Linked DNA regions of Homo sapiens: region 1 is linked to region 2. Evidence: read pairs that join two places in POLR2A ChIA-PET (ENCODE). Cell type or tissue: OCI-LY7. All regions are shown on one strand. Each heading gives the region's core, and the rest is flanking DNA. Links, peaks and the distances in the headings are about the cores only.

What was found. Peaks named below come from ENCODE experiments on the same cell type or tissue, not always from the same donor. Only the 100,000 strongest peaks of a DNase experiment are listed, where the experiment ranks them.
Region 1: POLR2A ChIA-PET joins it to region 2 with 5 read pairs; 3 of 35 experiments call an interaction of 5 or more read pairs at or near these places.

Annotation. Positions count from the first base shown.
Region 1 is chr4:82,987,471-82,995,811 of GRCh38, forward strand. The region is part of intron 1 of LIN54 (lin-54 DREAM MuvB core complex component); the gene reads right to left. Among named protein-coding and RNA genes, the nearest start is that of LIN54, 19 kb to the right of the region's middle. RefSeq lists enhancers at 2,336-2,385, 2,436-2,545. In OCI-LY7, for the core only: no CTCF peak of the experiment used is centred there; no DNase peak of the experiment used is centred there; H3K27ac peaks cover 596 bases.
Region 2 is chr4:83,263,435-83,271,714 of GRCh38, forward strand. It overlaps COQ2 (coenzyme Q2, polyprenyltransferase), which reads right to left. Exons shown (of 7, transcript NM_001358921.2): 5 at 6,426-6,559; 6 at 4,152-4,340; 7 at 390-929. The coding sequence ends at 765. Among named protein-coding and RNA genes, the nearest start is that of COQ2, 17 kb to the right of the region's middle. In OCI-LY7, for the core only: a CTCF peak has its summit at 3,362 (motif pointing left); a DNase peak (open chromatin) is centred at 3,387.

The DNA.
Region 1 (8,341 bases), core at 213-8,212, 280 kb before region 2:
TACGTGTGCCATGGTGGTTTGCTACACCTGTTGACCCCACCTCTAAGTTCCCTCCCCTTGACCCCAACCCCCCACCAGAACATAATGTGTGTTGTTCCCCTCTCTGTGTCCATGTGTTCTCAATTCTTCAACTCCCACTTATAAGTGAGAACATGCAGTGTTTGGTTTTCTGTTCCTGTGTTAGTTTGCTGAGAATGATGGCTTCCAGTTTCATCCATGTCTCTGCAGAGGACATGATCTCATTCCTTTTTATGGCTGCATAGTATTCCATGGTGTATAAGTGCCAAATTTTATTTATCCAGTCTATCACTGATGGGCATTTGGGTTGGTTCCATGTCTTTGCTATTGTAAATAGTGCTGCAATAAACATATGTGTGCATGTGTCTTTATAGTAGAATGATTTATATTCCTTTGGGTACATACCCAGTAATGGGACTGATGGGCCAAATGGTATTTCTGGTTCTATATCCTTGAGGAATCACCATACTGTCTTCCACCGTGGTTGAACTAATTCACATTGTCATGAACAATGTAAAAGCATTCCTATTTCTCCACAGCCTTGCCAGCATCTATTGTTTCCTGACTTTTTAATAATCGCCACTCTGACTGGCATGAGATGGTATCTCATTGTGATTTTCATTTACATTTCTCTGATGATCAATGATGTTGAGCTTTTTTTCATGTTTTTTTGGCCACATAAATGTTTCTTTTGAGAAGTGGGTCTGTTCTATCACTAAAGATTATTTGTCTTTTTGCTCATTCCAGAACTTCATTTAAATTGAATAATATATTATGTACTTATGACATAAAGCAATCATATGGTATGAGTTTTTTCTCTCAGCATGCTTTTGAGATTTATCTTTATCGTTTTACTTATTAGTAGTTCTATTCCTTTTTACTGCTGAGTAATATTCCATTGTACAAATTGACCACAATTTGTATATGCATTCATCTGTTAATGGACATTTGGACTGTTTCCAGTTTGGAACTATGATGAATAATTCTGCTATAAACTGCTATAAATACTTAGGTTCAAGTTTTTTCAGAAAATACGTTTTTCATTTCTTTTGAGTAAATATCTAGAAGATCTGGCAATTCCTTCTAGGTGAATCACATGGTAAGTTTATTTTTAATTTTGCATGAAACTGCTAAACTATTTCCCAACTTAGCTGTACCATTTTATACACCCTCCAGCAATGTATGAGAGTTCCAGCTGCTGCACAGCCTCACCAACAATTGGTATTGTCAGTCTTCTGTTGGTCTTTTCAACTCCAGCCATTCTAGCCTATGTGAAGTGATATCTCATTGTGTTTTTAATTTGCAATTCCCAGATGATTAATGACTCTAGCCTCTTTTCATGTGCATATTGTCTGTCTGTATATCTTCCTTTGACAAGTTCCTGTTAAATTTTTTTTTCTTTTAAAAATACTGGGTTTGGCCGGGCGCGGTGTCTTATGCCTGTAATCCCAGCACTTTGGGAGGCCGAAGCAGGCAGACCACAAGGTCAGGAGATCGAGACCATCCTGTCTAACATGGTGAAACCCCATCTCTATTAAAAATACAAAAAATTAGCCAGGCGCGGTGGTGGGTGCCTGTAGTCCCAGCTACTCAGGAGGCTGAGGCAGGAAAATGGCGTGAACCCGGGAGGCGGAGCTTGCAGTGAGCCAAGATCACGTCACTGCACTCCAGCCTGGGCAACAGAGCCAGACTCTCTCTCAAGAAAAAAAAAAAATACCAGGTTTACAGTCTTATTGAATTGGATGAATTCATTATGTATACTGTGAAGTTATCAGTCACTTATAACATCTTAAAGGACTCACTAGGGTTTTGGGACACCAAAGTACTAGCACTTCTTTATGTCGCTCTTCCTGATCAAAGAATCCCCTCTGGCACTTATGGGAATTCACAGCACAAGAATGTAAAAGTATCAACATCAAATATACATCAGCAATGACAATCACAACAACAATATACAACAAAGGGCTCCACTCACAATGTCACACTAGCTTTCTTCCCCAAACCCCAAGAGTTGAATCTGGATACTACCCCCAACGAATGATGATTTAGTTCCTATATCCAACAGAACCATAAAAGTTTGACTCCTTCCTCTCCCTGAAGTTCTTCCAGCATATTTAGACATAGGGGTATGGCCTTTGGTCCCCATAAGGACACACAGACATCAGCCCAACCCCTATTAATCTTTCTCTTTAAAGCACCTGAAATTAAAGAGTAGGAGGAGGGAGAGGTCAGGCCACAGAGGGAGACTGTGGCTTTAGAGCAGTAAGCAAAGCTTGCATTTACTTTCATTTTCAAGCATTAACCCCTGCAGCTCAACCAAACTTCTAAGGTTTTGAATCCACCTAAAGCTCTATATCCTTATTGTGGACACCATATGTTCTGCTTTGAGGGCTCCTTAACTCAGCAGCTATAGCCACATTGCCTTTCAGCAGAGCAGGGGCCATGAAGTTGAGTGTACAACAACCAAAGCACCATTCAGGTGGTATGTTTCAATCCTACCTCTCAACTAAGCCTCTAAATTATTCATTAACAGGTAGAACAGTGGAGGACTTTCATTCTCCCCATCCCCACTGCCCTTGCCCACCACCTGGGTGAGACCATTCACTAACAGATGCCAGAGAGAATTTTCATATCTCCTAACCTAGCCCAAGAGGCCCTCATCCTTCCTCCTTCAGAATGCCATGCCTGTCAGCACCCCATCCTCATGGCCAAAACTATCAAGAACTGTGAGGGTCTGAGACTTTCAACTCTCTTTGAAAGCTAACAAAGTAGCCTAGTAATCTTCCATGGATACCGGCAGAAGACACAGTAGTCATGTGTCAGAGACAAAAGGACTTTTGACTCACAGTACAGCAAGGAACATGAGCATTATGTGTGTATCAGTTCCCCCATATCCCCCAAGTCCCGCAGGGAAGACACAGGGGGGTCCAGGTAGATGCCACATATGCAGTAGGTTTGTATCATAACTTAGGAACCCTGAGCTTAGGTAACACAAATCTTTTTTTTTTTTTCTGAGACAGAGTCTCACTCGGTCGCCCAGGTTGGAGTGCAGTGGCGCGATCTCGGCTCATTGCAAGCTCCGCCTCCCAGGTTCATGCCATTCTCCTGCCTCAGCCTCCTGAGTAGCTGGGACTACGGGCGCCCGCCACCACGCCCGGCTAATTTTTTGTATTTTTAGTAGAGACAGGGTTTCACCATGTTAGCCAGGATGGTCTCGATCTCCTGACCTCGTGATCCGCCCGCCTCCGCCTCCCAAAGTGCTAGGATTACAGGCGTGAGCCACCGCGCCCAGCCAGGGAACCCAAATCTTTTATAACGGGCCAAAGCAAACCTGCTCTTTGCCCAGAGGGAGATATTATCTTTATTATACTGGACAATAAGCAAATCTGCCCTTTGCTACAGAGGGAGATGCTATATCATCCCAGGCTGTTTGCTATACACATATCCTTGAAAAGATCATTTAAAACAAAAGGGCTGTCACTGCCTCACTGGTAAGAGGTACAGAAATGCAAGGACCCATGAAGAAGTCAGGTGCAATGGCGTGCACCTGTAGTCCCAGCTATTCAGGAGGATGAGATGGGAGGATCGCTTGAGGCCAGAAGTTCAAGGCTGCAGTGCACCACTGTACTCCAGCCTGGGCAACACAGTGACAGCCTGTCTCTTAAGAAAAAAAAAAAAAAAAAAAAAGACCCATGGAAAATTGTCTCCCAAATAACTATATCTTATTTATGTTAGCAATGTTGTGCACTTTAAGTATATAGGTCTTATACATATTTTGTTAAATTTATCCTTAAGTATTTCATGTTTTTTGATGCTGTTATAAATGGCATTTTCCATTTTCCAATTGTTTATGAGTATGTACAAATAAAACTGATTTTTGTATATTGTCCATGTATCCTACAACCTAGCTAAACTCACTTATTAATTCTGATAGCTTTTCAGTATAGATGACTTAAGATTTTCTATAAATACAGTCCATGTTGTCTGTAACATCTGTATTTCCTCCTTTCCAATCTACATGTTTTATATTTCTTTTCCCTTACTACACTTGCTAGGACCTCCAGGAAAATGTTGACTAAAAGTGGTGACAGCAGACATATTTGCCCTGTTCCTAATCTTATCTGTTAGTTATAGGTTTCCATAGATTTTCTTTACCAGGTTGAGAAAGTTTACGTCTTTCCCAATTTGATGAGGTTTTTTAAAAAATCATAAAAGGATGTTTAATTCTATCATATGCTTTTTCTGCAACTAGTGAGAAAATCGTATGGCTTTTCTTTTTTTAATCTGTGAATTATATTAATTTTTGATTAAATTAATTTTGCATTCCTGATATGAACCCCACTTGATCATGTCTTATAATTTGTATATATTGCTAAATTATATTTTGCTAATATTTTGTTAAACATTTTTGTTATGTTAATGAGGGATATTGATCTGTAGTTTTCTTTTCATTTTATAGTGTCTGCCTGGAGATAATGCTAGCCTAATAAAATGAATTGGAGTGTGTTCTTATTTTTCAGGAAAAGTTTGCACAGAATCGTCTCTATTTCCTCCTTAAATATTTGCTAAAATTCACCAGTAAAGCCATCTAGATATAAAGCTTCCTTGTGGGAAGGTTTTTAACTATAAATTCATTTCCTTTAGCAGATGTAGGGCGATTCAGATTATCTTTCTTCCCGAGTAACCTGGGATATTTGATAGTTTGTGTCTTTGAAGGAATTTGCCTATTTCCTCTAAGCTGCCAAATGTAGTAGCACAAAGTTACATGTAATATTCTTTTAATATCTGCAGGATCTGTAGAAATGTCCTCTCTTCATTCCTCGTAGTGGTAAACTGTCTTCTCTCCTTTTATTCTTGATTAGCTAGAGATTATCCATTTTATTGACCTTTACAAAGAACCATTTTTGGACCGGGCATGGTGGCTCACACCTGTAATCTCAGAACTTTTGAGAGGTCAAGATGGCTCACTTGTGGCCATGGGTTTGAGACCAGTCGGGACAACATATCAAGACCCCATCTCAACAAAATAAAGATAAAAATTAGCTGGGTGTGGTAGGGCCTGCTTGTAGTCCTAGCTCACACTCCCTTGACTTGGAGGCTGTAGCAAGCAAACCACGACACAGTGGCGTGAACACGACTCACTGAAGCGTCGAATTCCCAGGCTCAAGCAATCCTCCTGCCTCAGCCCCGCAAGTAGCTGGGACTAGAGGCATGCACCACGATGCCTGGCTTTTGTTTTGTAAAAATGAGGTGTCCCCGGCCAGGCGTGGTGGCTCACGCCTGTAATCCCAGCACTTTGGGAGGCCAAGGTGGGTGGATCACGAGGTCAGGAGATTGAGACCATCCTGGTTAACACGGTGAAACCCCGTCTCTACTAAAAATACAAAAAATTAGCCGGGCATGGTAGCAGGTGCCTGTAGTCCCAGCTACTCGGGAGGCTGAGGCAGGAGAATGGCGTGAACCCAGGAGGCGGAGCTTGCAGTGAGCTGAGATCACGCCACTGCACTCCAGCCTGGGTGACAAAGCGAGACTCTGTCTCAGAAAAAAAAAAAAAAAAAGAAATGAGGTTTTACCACGTTGCCTAGGCTGGTCTCAAACTCCTGAGCTCAAGTGATCTGCCCAGCTTGGCCTCTCAGCATGCACCACTGTGCCTGGCCCATTTTTTATTTAAATTAACTATTATCTTTACCTCTTTGCTTCTGTTTGATTTGTTCTTCTTTTTCTAGAATCTTTTTTTTTTTTTTTGAGATGGAGTTTCACTCTTGTTGCCCAGGCTGAAGTGCAATGGTGCAATCTTGGCTCACTGCAACCTCCGCCACCTGGGTTCAAGCGGTTCTCCTGCCTCAGCCTCCCAAGTAGCTGGGATTATAGGCATGCGCCACCACCCCTGGCTAATTTTTTGTATTTTTAGTAGAGACAGGGTTTCTCCATGTTGGTCAAGCTGGTCTCAAACTCCAGACCTCAGGTGATCCGCCTGCCTCGGCCTCCCAAAGTGCTGGGATCACAGCGGTGAGCCACCGCGCCCGGCTAGAATCTTAAGATGGAAACACAGATCAGGGTTCACCAAAATACTAAATGATGCCCATGGTCTTTATATATTGCTTCCTACCTAAAAATGGTTTTTTGTTTGTTTCTTTGTTTGTTTTTGAGACAGTGCCTCACTCTGTCACCCAGGCTGGAGTGCAGTGGTGTGATCTTGGCTCACTTCAACCTCTGCTTCCCAGGTTCAAGCAACTCTCCTGCCTCAGCCTCCCAAGTAGCTGGGATTAGAGGCGCATGCCACCATGCCGGCTACTTTTGTATTTTTAGCAGAGATGGGGTTGCACCATGTTGGTCAGGCTGGTCTTGAACTTCTGATCTCAACTGATCCACCTGCCTCAGCATCCCAAAGTGCTGGGATTACAGGCATGAGCCACTACGCCTGGCCTGATATTTACATTTTTAAATGGTTGGGGCAAGGGGGAATATGACAGACTTACATGACTTACAAAGCCTCCAATATTTGCTACCTGGAGCTTTACACAAAAAGTCTGTCAACTCCTGGTTTAAATGATTGATTGATTTTAAAACTTTCTTCTTTTTTACAGTAAGCCTTTAATATGAAAACTTTTCCCCAAAGCTCTTTAGATGTATTCCATTAATTTCAATACGTTTTTATTATCATTCACTTCAAATGTTTTCTAATATTGCTTGTGATTTTACCTGACACATGGATAATAAAGAAGTGTGCCATTTAATTCCCAAGCACTTGGAGATTTTCTAGCTATGCTATTATTATTGATTACTAATTTAATTATAGTATTGTCAGAGAACATAATACTCTTTAACATTCTCATCATTTGAAATTAGAGACTTATTTTTTGACTCAGTATACGGTCTCTCTTGGTGAATCCTCCTTGTGCATTTTAAAAGAATTTTTTTTTTTTTGAGACAGAGTCTTGCCCTGTCACCCATGCTGGAGTGCAGTGGCGCAATCTGGGCTCACTGCAACCTCCACCTCCCCGGTTCAAGCAATTCCCCTGCCTCAGCCTCCCAAGTAGCTGGGATTACAGGTGCATGGCACCACGCCCAGTTAATTTTTTTGTATTTTTAGTAGAGACAGGGTTTCACCATGTTGGCCAGACTGGTCTCGAACTCCTGACCTTAGGCAATCCGCCCTCCTTGGCCTCCCGAAGTGCTGGGATTACAGGCATGAGCCACCTTGCCCAGCCAAGAACATTTTTTTTAATAGTTGCTGAGGGTAGTATTCTATTTATGTCAGTTAGCAAAAGCTGGTTGATAGAGTTATTCAGATCTTTGATATCCTTAATAAATTTTTAGGGTGTTAAAATCCCCAAATATGGTGGTGGATTTGTTTACGTCTCCCCTTCTGCACATTTTTGCTTCATATATTTTGAAGTTCTGTTGTCAGAAGAACATACGTTTTTACCTGTCCTGTTAAAAGAGACTGAGAATTATAGGAGTGGGACTCTCCCTTTGAACTAGGAGCAAAGTCCAAACTTCTAACAAGAAAAGGTCTGGGCCAGGTTCAGTGGCTCACACCTGTAATCCCAACACTCTGGGAGGCCAAGGCAAGAGGACTGCTTAAGTCCAGGAGTTGGAGACCAGCCTGGGCACAACATGGTAAGACCTTCTTCTCTACAAAAAAATAATTTTTAAAAATTAGCCAGGCGTGGTGGGGCATGTCTAAAGTCCCAGCTACTCGGGAGGCTGAGACAGGAGGAAAGTGTAATCTCAGAAGTTTGAAGCTGCAGTGAGGTATGATAGTGCCACTGCACTCTGGCCTGGGTGACTGGGTAAGATCCTGTCTCTGGGGGGAAAAAAATTAATTTAATTTAATTTTAATTTATTTTTAATTTAAATTTAATTTTTTTTTAAAAAAGGTCTGATTGGTTTGGCCAGAGTCTATGTAATAGACAGAGACTATTCCAGAGCCAGGATAGCTCATAAACTACAGAACAGAATATAGATGACTGTCTTATGATTACACATCCTTATCTCTTTTTTTTTTTTTTTTTTTTTTTTGGGATGGAGTCTCGCTCTGTCACCCAGGCTGGAGTGTAGTGGCACAATCTCAGTTCACTGCAACCTCTGCCTCCAGGGTTCAAGCAATTCTCCTGCCTCTGCCTCCCAAGTAGCTGGGACTACAGGTGCGTGCCACCACACCCGGCTAATTTTTTGTATTTTTAGTAAAGGCAGGGTTTTACCATGTTAGCCAGGCTGGTCTACATGTCCTGACCTCGTGATCCACCCACCCGCCTCGGTCTCCCAAAGTGCTGGGATTACAGGCGTCAGCCTCTACTCCTGGCCTCCCTGTTTGTTT
Region 2 (8,280 bases), core at 281-8,280:
ACCTTACTCAGGTTTTAAGAGAATTACTCTGGTTACTGTGTTGAGAACATTGTGAAGGTGAGGGCAGGTAAAGGAAAAAACAGTAAACATTTAAATATCACTATCCTATAAACTATAATGGGATAAGATAAAAAAGATATAGACAGAAAATCAAGGTAGTCTCTGGTGACTGCCCACTTGTCTGTTCTGGTCACTGTGACTGCACACAGAGACCAAATCTCCCAAATAAAAGTCAGGGTTGGTAAACAGTGGTACATGTGGCTATAATAGCTAAATACTTCTATTTGGTTATTTAAATTCTCCTAAAACATAAAAAAACAGAATTGGTTTCCTAAATTACAGTTTTTGGCAGTGACTAAAGGTCACAATAAAGAACAGTAAGGCCCAACTTCCCATAGTTGCTTTTATTTTTCCCTAAAAAAAAGAGTCCATTTTCTTATACAGACATTCATTTATGTAAGACCCACATCAGGCTTTTTCTAAAGTGCCAAAACCCGTGCAATCCCCATAACTTCAGGTGAGAATTATAATGGGCAGAAGAATGTATCAACTAAAATACTCAAGGCCATCTCAAATCCTGAAGAGTCCCTGGTTTCTGTGACAAGGGGGAATTTTGCTAGCAAATAAGTAAAATCCAGGTAAATATGCTCTAAATCTTCATCTTCAGGTTCTTAATTCTTTAACATATTGTATCAGATTTTGTATTCAAATCTAATTATATTTTGTAAAAAATGTTTTAAAAATTCCTAGATAAATTTCATTCATTAATTTTCTATTTTATTCTCTATACCCTTCTTTGTTTTGTCTGTCTTCTTTTCTTTCCACAAATTCCCAAGGACAATCCCTAAAAAAACTATTAGTCCCAGTGTTCGGTTGGAGATAAATTTATTCCAACAATCCTCAGGTCTGTGGATGTCTAGAGTGTAAATCTGCAAGAGAGGAATACAAAGTTGTATTAATACCTAGTCTGGACTTTGGGTCATAACAAATAAACATGTTAACACGGAGGAGAAAACAGCAAATACAAAAAATACAAATATAAAAAATGAAAAATTAGCTAGGCACGAAGGCACATGCCTGTAGTCCCAGCTACTCAAGAGGCTGAGGTGGGAGGATTGCTTGAGGCCAAGAGGTCAAGGCTGCAATAAGCCATGATCACCCTACTGCACCCTCCTAGCCTGGGTGAGAGAGTGAGACTCTATCTCAAAAAAAAAGAAAAAGAAAAAGAAAAATTTACCATATTTTTCACTTGGAATCATCCAAGCTGTTTCTTAAGAATTTTCGGTTGAGGGTTGCATGAATGCTTGTGAGGCAACCCATACTGTTTTTAGTTCTAACGATTTAGAACGTTCTTCCTTATACTGACTGATCTAAAGTCTGTCTCCCTGCAACTCCTACCCTCCAGTTCTGGTTTTAGCGTCTGCAGCAAAGTTTCTCAATGGAGAACAAGTCCCATTTGGGCAGGACAACTCTAATGCAGGGCAATCTGGTGCAGCACAAGATATTGACTGTATCTGGCCATCATCCATATAGTCACCCCTCCTAGTTTATTATAACCAAAAATGCCCTCCCACATTTCTAAATCTCTCCTGTTCAGGGACCTACATTTAGGGAAGGGGAGCTAGAGACCTAAATCTGTTGCTAGTAATCTAGAACAAGCGTACTCCTTTTTCCCCATGGTAGCCCTGCAAATACACTAAGGAAGTCTCACGTATGTTCCTATCTTCCTTAGGCATGGGGGACTATTCTTTATTATGTGGTCTGCAGACTTACAATTATCATGATTTCCTTTCTCTTTAAATACTAAAAGGCTACGTCCATCTTTAAACACTGTATCGAAAACTGGACAGAGAGGCCAGGCGTGGTGGCTCATGCCTGTAATCCCAGCACTTTGGGAGGCTGAGGTGGGCGGATCACTTAAGGCCAAGAGTTTGCGATCAGTCTGGCCAACATGGCGAAGCCCCGTCTCTACTAAAAAAATACAAAAATGAGCTGGGCATGATGGCGTGTGCCTGTGATCCCAGCTACTACGGAGGCTGAGGCACGAGAATCGCTTGAAACCAGGAGGTGGTGGAGGTTGTACTGAGCCAAGATCGTGCCACTTCACTCCAGCCTGGGTGACAGAGGGAAGACTCTGTTTCAAAACAAACAACAACAACAACAACAACAAAACTGGACAGAGGACCATAAATGTGATTTAAAATATAAAGTGGGCTCCAAGTATTTCTTTTTTCTTCCTTTGTTTTTGAGACACAGTTTCCTTCTGTCACCCAGGCTGGAGTGCAGTGGCACCATCTTGGCTCACTGTAACCTCTGCCTCCCAGGTTTCAAGTGATTCTCCTGCCTCAGCCTCTCGAGTGGCTGGAATTACAGGTGCACACCACCATGCCCAGCTAATTTTTGTATTATTAGTAGAGACAGGGTTTATCCATGTTGGCCAGGCTGATCTTGAACTCCTGACCTCAAGTGATCTGCCCACCTCGGCCTCCCAAAGTGTTGGGATTACAGGCGTGAGCCACTGCGCCTGGCCGAATATTCCTTATAGTATTTGTGATTGTCTTAATAATTTTTGCCTTCCTGTACTATTTAATATTCAGGTGTTTAAATATTAACATATACCCATTATCCAGACCAGACAATCAAATGACAATGTCAGCCCTCATGGAGCTGAGCTATGACCAAAAAGGGATGCTGAGAAATTCTGAAGGGAAAAATGGTGACATCCTGGAAAGTCACCAATTCACATTTTAGTTTTCACAGTGAGGAAAACAGTGGAGGGGACACAGCATATGGTTTACTTTACAGACATCAGATTCTGATTTCCTTCATACCATGTTATGTGAGTCTTGCCTATACTGATAGTAATTGGCAATAATCTGTATAAAATCAGTCATCTAAATACAGCTTCATGAATATCTTCTTTTTTTTTTGTTTTTTTTTTGAGATGGAGTCTTGCTCTGTCGCCCAGGCTGGAGTGCAGTGGTGTGATCTTGGCTCACTGGAACCTCTACCTCCTGGGTTCAAGCGATTCTCCCGCCTCAGCCTCCTGAGTAGCTGGGATTACAGGTGCCCACCACCATGCCCAGCTAACTTTTATATTTTTGGTACAGACGGGGTTTTGCCATGTTGGCCAGGCTGGTCAAACTCCTGACCTCAGGTGATCCACCATGAATACCTTTTTGATTCTGTTTAATGAAAATAACAATAACACTGATATAAAAATATAGTCAATTTATTAGCAAGTGATTTAATCAAAATTAGATTTAGTTCATTCATTTACAAGTCAACAATGTAGATTCTCAACATAAGTTTCTGACAGGTAGGGGATGTGGTGTGGGTGAATATCCTGAAATGACAGCTTCCTGCTCTCTACTGGCAGAACTTTGACATGTTCCGCATTTCATGTCTTATCTGTCCTTGGTCTTTATGCCAGCAGAAACCAAATTTATGAATAATTAGTCTACTAACCATCACTAGAAACCCAGATTTTTTTTTAAAAGCTTTATCTGTCAGTTTGCTTTTAGAGTAATTCAACTCAAACCACAAGCTTCAGATATCACTGAAATTTTTCCAGACATGAATCAGAAGTAATTCCAGGAAAATCAGATGGGAAAATTTGGATTTAGGCCTATATTATTTTTAAAAAATAATATACCTTGGCTGGGGTTGGTAGCTCACACTGGTAATCCCAGCACTTTTGGGAGACCAGGGCAGGAAGATTGCTTGAAGCCAGGAATTTCAGACCAGCCTGGGCAAAATCTCAAGACCCCATTTCTACAAAAAATAAAAAAAATTAGCCAGGCATGGTGGTGCATGACTGTAGTCCCAGCTACCCAGGATGCTGAGGTGGGAGGATTGCTTCAGTCCAGGAGTTAGAGGTTGCAGTGAGCTGTGATTGCACCACTGCACTCCAGCCTGGATGACAGGCTGGACAGCACTGTTTCAAAAAAAATTTAAAAATAAAATAAAATACTAGAGCTAGCTTTCTTATAAGTTGAGGCCGGAGGGCAGGGGGGTCTGTTAAAGGTAGTAGAAGCCAAGTAGTTGTTTAAGAAGTTCCTTGCCAGGTAAACACAGAGGGCATACTGTTTAAATAATTTTTATAATTTATACCAAGGAAATATGAGGGACAAATAAGAAAAAGGTCAAACCTGGTGAGTCAGATGGGCTCCTACAGCACCCAGGGCAGCGTAGTAGGGAGCAGTCTGTCCACTGTTCACACCCACTAGGCTCAGTGCCCCCAGCATTGCAACACTGAAGCCGCTGAGCCACGGCTTGGTATTTTCTCCGAACCGCAGAGCCGTTGACTTAAGACCAATCAAAACATCATCTCTTTTGTCCTAATATCAGAAAGAAAAATAAACTGTTTTTTGAGATTTAGTTCACACACCATAAAATTCACATTTTGAAGTATCAGATTTAGTGTTTTTTTGTATATTCACAAGGTTGTGCAACCAATTACCACTAACTACTTTCAGAAGAAATTGTCTTTTAAAGAACATGCAGATATACCATAAGCGGTGAAAGATGACAGTAACTCAGAAACAGGCTGATCAGTAATGAATGTGCAGGCCAATCAAAGCTAAACACCACTGCTAAAATCACCATCCAGCTTCATTTCTATACACCATTATATTTGTTATAATCCTATAATGACTCTTAACCATATTTTTAGTGTTAGGATTAAAATTCAGCTCTAATTCTTCCCATAGCTCCTCTCTACCTCAGAGTTCTCAAATCTCAATAATCTCCTATACATTTTAGTTTCAATCTTGCAAAAGTCACAGATGTAGAAAAATGCTCACTTACCACCTAACCACATCCACTCATTTCCCACTTCTAGCCCAACCTATCCCTTGCCTTTCCTATCAAATCCTGTTTAGGTAGAGCTAGGTCTTGATGATATAACCACATGTAGCTGCCTGGTTTCTCCCAGCAAGTTTACTTGTAAGCATCTCCATATACTGTTGTAAATAATGATGGTCACGTAGTATCAGTGGCTGTATGCTGAACTCTCTGCACTGACCTACCGGCAGACAGCAACCTGACAGGCTCTCTTTTGGGGCCCAAATCCAAATAACAATGACTGTGGGTGTTTCTGTTTTTCCTTTCATACTAGAATCACCTTCAGGGTGCAAACTGTGTCTATAGTTATTATGTGAACCACAAAAGTGCCAATGAGTATGTGGTGTTTTCCTGAAGTTGTTAATCTAATTGGAGTACTGGTATCCTAAGCACTCATTCCAGACCTTACCGCAAAAAGTACAGGCATCTCTTCTAACCTGTAAGTCAAGTTTCACTTTGGAAGTAAGACTGATTACAGATCCGCCTTTTCATGATACTACAAATGTAGCAGGGCATAGGGGGTTTAGTGGAAGAAAACAGAATGAAATCCAGACATATTCTTCAAGTAAATGACTGAGAATATATAATCATATTTCAGAAAAATACTGAGAAAAACTTTTTTGAAAAGTTTATAAATGTATTCTCAGAACATGTACTATCAAATCATCACACTGTATACCTTGAATATGCATAATTTTATTTGTCAGTTACTTCTCATTAAAGCTGGGGGAGAGTTTATAAATGTAAAAGAAAAAAATGAGTTTTTAAAATGGAATTTATCAAAAAGGCAATATCAAAAGCTATAAAAATGCATATAATCCTTTAAGTCAATAATACCACTTCTAAAAATTTAACTGAAAAACTCCTATTCAAGAAGTATTAATGATTAGAACAATATTACTTATAATTGTGAAAACTCAGAAACAAGTAGCCAAAATAGAGAAACTGTGAATTTTTTTTTAATTATGGTACATCGAATTTATGGCATGTTAAATTGGGGCATGGACTATCTCATAGTCCATAGTCTTAAAGTGACAATGACAAAGAATTGGTAAAAATATGGGAAAATGTTCACTAACTACACCAAGTAAAAAAGTTGCATAATTCAATGATTAGAGGGACAGAAGAATGTAGTGGTTAAAAGCAGTCTCTGAACACTGGGTTTGAATCGCAGTTCTGCCACCCACTAACTGTGTGACATGGACAAATACTTCTTCACATATTTCCTCTTCTGTTAAATGAGGATAATGTAAGTACTTTCCTCAAAGACTGTTGGGGGATTAAGTCTGTAAAGTACTTAAAACAGTGCCTGGCACATAGTAAATACTACTTTATTGCTTGTAAATAAAATAAATGAGTTGAATTTTGGTAAACACACATAAACATAAAAAAAATTTTGTTGGAGCCATGGAACTGTGAATGACTTTCTTTTTAGAAAAAAAAAATTCTTCCTCCTTAATTTGGTTCTTAAAGTTCTTAAAAAACAACAACAAATTTTAGAAAAAAATGCTTTCTCCTTAATTTGGTTCTTTAAAAACAGCAACAACTAAACCAAAGTTAAGAAAAGATAATTTCTTTACCTGATGGGCATAAATAGTATCATATATTAGTGTCCACATAACTCCAGAAAAATAAAGAGGCAGGCAAACAGATGGATCACAGGAACCCTTGATAGCAGACCATCCAAGTAACGCTCCCCAATTAAATGTCAAGCCTACAATTAGCAAAACACAAAAAGGGGGAAAGTCTGTATGTACTTTAGAATCCTAAAGGGAAGGAGTGGCATCGGAGTGTGTTCAGTGCTCCTGGGTATCAGACTCTGTGTGTGCTGCTTTCTGTGGGTTCCTTCCTTAAACCCTTTCAACTCTCGGTGGTACTTATTAGCTCCATTTTACAAAAAACAAAACAAGCTCAGAGAGGTTAATTAACAACTAAAGTAACAGAGCTAATAAAAAGAATAATATCCCCTAATTAAGTAAATAGGAGGTTTAAAGAGAAGATTTATCCCACCTAATATGGTGCACGGCACTACCAATAACAGAAGATGCTGGGATCTGAACTTACATCTCTCTGACTCAAAAACCCATGTTCTTTCTGTTACCACTCTGCCTCCCCTATCAGCTACTGAAACATGAATATACATACGAACACTGATCTATTCCACAATGGCATCATCTCTGAGGACTGTAAACAAACACCTACATGTTGACAGCTCTCAAATCTCCACTTGCAAGCCTGATAACTCTCCTAAGCTCCAGACTGCATACTGAACAGTCTGCTGGACTTCTCTGCCTGCAAGTTGCTCATGTACCTTAAACTCAATGTGTCCCAGATATCTTTTCTCAGAAACCCCTTTTCTCCTCCTGTATTACCTATTTCCACTCATGTCCCCTCCTTAACTGATGAAGTGCCTCTCCTTTGTGGTCCCATAGCACTCCTGCCTGACACGTTGTACTGCAATGACCTGTTTATCTGTCATCTCCATCTCCAACTCCTTAAAGATGGTCAGGGTGTTTTAGTCATTTTTATTTTCCCAGTACCTGCTGCAATTCCTAGCACGAAGTAAATGTAGGGGTTCAGTAAATGTTTGGAGTAAATATACCAGCTTCTTAATATTATCTTATAGATAGGAAATGCTTATATTGAGAATATAATTTCAAATTTAATAAAGAGAACATTCAATGAGAGGATCTTAGAAAAAGATAAATATTCTACCACAACTTTCCCACAAATCAGGCTCACATCAATTTCTTGAGTTGCTTTTAGTTCTTTCATTTACTGAAAAAAATGATTCAAAGAACTAGAATCATTCTAGGAATAGAATAGAAAAGTCTGGGAATAGATATTTTTGCAGCAGATTCTGATACCTGCTTACCTAACTATGTTTCTTTCTTTTCACCAACAAGTATGTATTCAATACCTACACCGCACCAAGTGCTATGCTAAATGCTGGGCCACAATTTATTAACTGGAGACCATAGGAGGCTCTCAACGTATTCTTGGTTGAATTAATGCTGCTGAAATAAGTAAGTGCCGGATTAGAATCCTATGGTAGCCCAGAAGAGACTGTCTAACTTCTTCCTGAGAGGCTTCACAGAATACGAGCTGTCTAAGCTATCACATACACTTTAACCCTTGTTTTCCTGCCACAGAGTGCTTCCTACCCCATCCCCCAAATTCTTCAGGGCATCTAGATCAAACATTTTTTCATGACATACCTAGATTTTTAAAAAAGCATTTCAGAAAGCAATGGCCAGGCGTGATGGCACACATCTATAATCCCAGCACTTTGGGAAGCCAAGGCAGGCAGATCGCTTGAGCTCAGGGGTTTGAGACCAGCCTGGGCAACATGGCGAAACCCTGTCTCTACAAGAAATACAAAAATTAGCCAGGCAGGGTTGTCAATGCCTGTAATCCTAGCTACTCAAGAGGCTG